2 separate regions of the Mus musculus genome follow, and region 2 is linked to region 1. The links are chromatin loops, found by intact Hi-C in ENCODE. Cell type or tissue: heart. All regions are shown on one strand. Links, peaks and the distances in the headings refer to the core of each region. The heading gives the core; the rest is flanking DNA.

Region 1 (2,807 bases), core at 232-2,731:
AACTCACTCAGAGAGAGAGAGAGAGAGAGAGAGAGAGAGAGAGAGAGAGAAACTCACTCCATGCTATGTGAGTCCATTCCCTCCTGTCTTCCCCAGTCCAGGGCATGTTTCTAAGAGAGAAAGCACCCTGAGACCACCCCATTCAGGACTGAAAGAGAGGTGAAGAGCCATGAAGAATATTCCTCCACATACCCAGCTTTCTCTTTCCTCACCCATCCCTACCAGCCTCCCCGTCCCCAGCCCCAATTCCTGCACTGCACAGCAGCAGCTCTGTGCGTACTAGTGAGCCTTTTCCACTAGACACGTGTCTGATACAGTACGCTTGGACTCATCTCCTTCATGCTCCAAACCTGGATCTATCAAGCAGCTCTCCAGGTAATTCTGACATGTACTAGCCAAATTGTGTATATGTATGCCTTCGTGGGTGAGTGAGTGCGTGTGCGCGTGCATGTATGTGTGTGTATGTGCCCGTGTATCTCTCAGCGCATATAACCCACCAGGTGTTTTAATGATTCAAATGGAGCATGCTCAGTTGTTTCTAACACAGAACCAAGAATGGGTAAACTGGTAGTTCTTGCTTGTAGACAAAGCCAGGTGCTTCCAAAGGGAGTATAAGGCTGATTCTGTGCCGTATATGAGTGGCTATCTCTCCCAGCAATGCAGACTGGGACTCATGACATATTCCACTTTAGAAGTGATTACATGAATTTGTATTACACGATCACAGATTAAAAGAACGACATAAATCAAAATCATTTGCTGAATTTTGGGGTGGGTCATCAGGTAGGCAGGTTATAGCAAAGCAGGGGATGTCTGCTGTAGGTTTTAGACACTGTGTCATGACATTCTTAACTTTCAGGCTAGTGGAAGATAGTGTCTACGTAATACATTCCAACGTTTTTACCTGAAAATCAGAAGGATGTTGTGTCTTTTGACTAAGATGGGTAACAAATGTCTATTGAGGGAATCAATGATAGCCGGAGATAGCCCAGGCTCCAGGTCTACAACATTCAGCCTCCCACAAGCACAGGTTTCTGTAGGTCAGGCTGCAAAATCTCCATCACAGGCATGACACTTTCAGGACACTTTAGTCCATCACAGATTCCCATGTATTTAGAAGACCACAAATTGGGTGTGATTTAAAATGTGACAGCTCAACTTCATGCATAGATAACCATGTTGTGCAAATGTGTTTCTCAGAAACTTAGCTTATAAAATTACCTGCAAAGTGAATTTTTAAAAATTGTACCATCTAGGGTGATCCTCTATGAGAAGTCAGTGCTCTATTAGGGGTATAACTGTTTGCAGTTCTTACCTGCTAATGTGAGCGAGCGCTTGACCCTGAACACTTCAGGACTGAGTAAGACATTGGGTCACAGAAGTGAAGTTTGTGAATTAGGTTGGTATAGGGCATGCTGCCCTCTACTGGTGCTGAGACTACAGTGATTGTTTTTTGTTCCCAGAAGCCCAGAAATGAATCCTTGGTTTAGTCCCCTAATGTAGCTTAAGAGCTAGGCATAGTTCACACACTTTTGATTCTTGGGGAATACAAGCCTAACTGTTTGTCATTACCCTCTGACACAAGGGCAGAGGCACATGCATTTTGAAAATACTCCCTGGGCCAGGAATGTATCTCAGAAGCAGAATGCTTGCTTAGCACTCTCAAGGCCACTGGCTCTATTCCCAGCACCACCAGACGATAAAATCTCCTTGGAGCCAAAGAACATTGAACAAGAAGTGTAGGCCTGAAATGTTTACTATTCCCAAGTGTCGGATTCATGTAAGGTAAAACAAGACAGTGCTCAATAAAGAGAAGTTGTCTTCTTCCTTGGATATAATTGAATTACCTTACGGTAGCTTGACAAGTAAGATGCTGTGAGCCCTTAAACCTTGCAACGGTTTTGAGCACACAGTAGGTTGCTCTCTGAAACAGAGCCTGGTGATCTTTGATGATAATTCTTTGGAGAAAAATGTAGACCCAGGAAATGCTGGAAATGCCTTTTGTTGTGGGGAAGGAACAGTAGGAGAGTTGGACCACAGAGAACTCTTACAGAACTCTGAATGAACTCTCCAGGCATAAGCAGTTGGCTGACCAGAGACTCTCGTGAGAGAGAGTTATTGACTAGTTAGTACAAAACAAGCATTTGCTGATATGTAATGCACCAGCCACCATAGCAGGGCTCTGGCTCAGGACTTGAGGATGTGGCAATTTGTCTTTCAATGCAGCATGAGCAAACAAATTCATTATACCATGTGTTCTATTTCCCCTTCCCACCAAAATCTATATTCATCCAAGAACATATTTCCCCCTAAATCTGCTGTCCACTTTTACATTTTTCACGGTCTTTAGAGTTTAGCTAATTTTTTAAAAAAACTACCAAATTCCAGAAGCGTCTCACGTATCAGGTTAGTGTAGAGGTATAAAAGTCACTTGTCACCAGTTGTTTGGACAGATCAATTACTTCTCTGAAATAAGATTTTTCTTTCAGGAAATATGCTGAGGCATGTAAGTCCCACTGTGTGTCTTAGATCTGAACTAAAGTGTGGCAACCACAGACATCCTCTCTTCACACTTCTCTTCCTCTTATTGTCTACCCTGCATTTAGGCTTCCCATATAGTAACCGCTCTCAGGTTTCCAGTGTTTTCTCTCCTGGCTGTGGTCTCTTTGTTTATCTCTGCTGTGGGTTTTCTGACGTCTATGGCTCTTTATGGATACTCATTGCTTACCCCTGCTCCTTCTCAATAACTATGTCAGAAGATGACGTCACACGTCCAATCAGCTGCACCATGGTCATGTTCTTTAGCC
Region 2 (2,807 bases), core at 33-2,532, 570 kb after region 1:
CTGAGCTAGGCAGGAGGGAGGGAGGCAGAGCAAAAGTTCTTATGCTTGGGGTCACAGAAAGAGAAGAAGAAGGAGAAGGAAAGAAGAAAGTCACCATGGGGCAGGTGGATCTCCAGTGCATGGCACGGGGGCTGGCCCGATGGAGTGGAGCAGCCCAAGTAGACCATAGTAAGTGATGTCTCAGAAATCACTTCCACAGGGAAGTAGACGAAATAGCGTAGAGGGTTGATATCCGCTCTGCTTTAGCGTATTTAAGATTATAAATCTAAAGGTTTCTGTGTCTTTTATCTGGGAGCAATATGGTCTGAAATGGGGTTAAAAACCCCTAAAAGATATTTAAAGACAGCAAGGGGGTACAGCAACCCGAAGAATAATAATCACCACAATAGAGATGGAAGGGTTGGGTAAAAATGTTGGAACAGCCCTGCAAGAGCATTTTCAGTAGGACTTGTAGCCATGCAGGTCCCGTATTTAAACTTATTAAAGGTATCAGCACTATGCTCGCTGCCTGCCTGCTCTTTATTGCCAAACTTTTATGACACCAAATTCAGAAACTCAATGATAGGGAAGACTCGTCTTCCCTAGCGAACAAGGATGTTGCAGTCCCCAGAGAACAGCTCCCCCTTCCTTCCCATCCTCGCTCCCAGCCGCCACTGCCTGCACACCTGTACACACTCTCTGCTTCGCCTCCCTGTTCACCTGTGTCCTTTGCCTGTGCATGTAGGCCCCAGGCTGGGTACAAGCTGAGAGCCACCAAGAGCAAGTGTGCTTTGTGCTTATCCCTAGTCATTGGGCTCTATCCAGAGAACACCTATCCTGTTCAGGGCCCTGTCTCCAGATCCCTGAAGTGTCTGGCACACAGAAGGTGGTCGTTGTATATCCAGGACCTCAGGCTACAGCCTGTCACAGACAACTGGGCTTTGGATCCCCATCACTTGATAAGTAAGAGATCACTGTGGAGAAGAACTGAGAAAAGTACAACAGGGCACCCTGAGCAAAATGGGAGCCTAAAGCTCTCTCGCCAGAAATAATGACCCCAGGTGGAACTGCTTTGCTAAACAGCTAGTTTGGCTGTTTGGCATCTGCTCTCAAAGGACTGTTAGCCATCAGACCTGCTAGTTTGCAGAAAAATGAGAAACAGTGGGAGTCTTTGAAGATCACATCACTAATATTGTATGGGAGTACACAATCGTCAGGCCTTTTACCCAGGTCTCCACCCGACCTCTCACCCATCCATGACTTATGTGTTCGAAATAGACCTGTGTTGTCAAGTCTCACATTTTATCCTCCACACCCCCACATCTGCCTCTAAACAGCTCTGCTCTGAGCCCTGCTTCCCACTGTGGCTCATGCCACAGACCACTGAGAAGCCCCTGTCTGGGATATCCTTCCTGTTGCGGTTGGACTGCATAGTCAGTCTTCAAACAGTGCATTCTCTCTCTTACTTCTATGGGAACCACTCCATTTGCTTCTCCCTCCATTAGCTGCAAAGCATAGCCTAAAAGGGTACCATGAACAGTCTGTTTCCAAGCCCGGTCTTCTAATCCTCTCTTGCACTCCCACTAACAGATATCTCTCCCCACAGTTACACAATAGCAGCTCTTCCAAGGTCATCGGTGACCTCCACGGAAGAGTCAAGCATCAATGCCCAGGTTCTTTCTGGAGCTTTTGGCGACATTCCTGACTCCCCGAACTGCTTCACACCCGGTTCCAAAACCTTTCTGTTGCCTCTAAGAGCCTCCAATTTGAAAATAGTGAAGTGCTCAGGACACCTTCTGATTCCTCTGGTATTACTTATATAATTTTTGGAACCCAGCGAGATGCCATGCACCTTGCGCAGAAATCAAGACCCAAAGCTTAACAACTGCAGAACATTAAAGCAGGCCTCTCCCAGGAGGAGGCCCTGTGCGCCTGCAGGAAGGGACCCATGGAGGCATCCTGGGAAGCACCTGAAAGTCAGGTCTCTGGCTGTGAACTCAGGCTCATGAGCTAGTCTCTACTAAACATCCCTACTAGGTTCTCCAGCAGGCACTTCAGATGCAATATGATCAAAGCTAAATCTCTCAATCTCCCATCATCTCCAAAGAACTAGCACTCTGCGCTCTCCCCATCCAAGGGTGTTTCTTTCTTCACAAAGCCTTGTACCCTTGGCACTGCTTTGGAAAGCACACATTTCCTTCCCTCTGGTACCTAGGCTGTCCCTCTGATTGCTCCCTGATGCCCCTGGGACTCTCCACCGCCTTGACTTGATATTTTGCCTGGTGACCTTTTCAGGAAAGGATTCTGCTCAAGACGAATGTTGCGGTGTCCTGATATTGCCCATGTTACTCCCTCACATTGCTCAATGTAAAGGTCGTTTATTTTTATATGTCTATTATCTCAAGACAGACAAAACCATAAACTTGACAAGGGACTTCAGCTCCAAACCCTAACCTTGAACGCTCATCAAAGATCTACCCAGACTCCTTTCAAAGGGGCCTGAAATGAAAGACGGGCATCGTTTTGGAAGTCTCCTCTAGTTTTGCATTATCTAAGCTCTGGGTCACCTATCAAGTGCTGTAGCGACAGAGTATCTGTGTGCTGGGGTCATGTTCCCTAAGTACATTACACAACAAAGGCATCTACAGTGAATGGTTGGAGAGGCTGTGTTGAGAAGCTGTGTTGCAAGTCCCACCGAGGCCCCTGCAGCTTCTGACCGCAGTGAAACCCTGCGCTACTCTGTCCTTAGAGTAAGCCAGAGCACTTGGGCCCCAGGTGGTGAAAACATTATTAGTGACATTCTGCTTCCCTTAGGTCTCTGTACAAGA

What was found. Peaks named below come from ENCODE experiments on the same cell type or tissue, not always from the same donor. Only the 100,000 strongest peaks of a DNase experiment are listed, where the experiment ranks them.
Region 2: a loop joins it to region 1, with 2.7 times the contacts of the local background. A loop is called at or near these places in 3 of 42 quality-filtered maps.

The regions. Positions count from the first base shown.
Region 1 is chr14:59,602,780-59,605,586 of GRCm38, forward strand. No RefSeq gene overlaps it. Among named protein-coding and RNA genes, the nearest start is that of Cdadc1, 6.2 kb to the left of the region's middle. In heart, for the core only: a CTCF peak has its summit at 1,425 (motif pointing left); no DNase peak of the experiment used is centred there; H3K27me3 peaks cover 357 bases.
Region 2 is chr14:60,173,998-60,176,804 of GRCm38, forward strand. It overlaps Gm33582 (a long non-coding RNA gene), which reads left to right. Exons shown (of 3, transcript XR_874667.3): 1 at 1-168; 2 at 2,794-2,807. Among named protein-coding and RNA genes, the nearest start is that of Gm33582, 3.8 kb to the left of the region's middle. In heart, for the core only: no CTCF peak of the experiment used is centred there; no DNase peak of the experiment used is centred there; H3K27ac peaks cover 1,406 bases; H3K27me3 peaks cover 1,202 bases.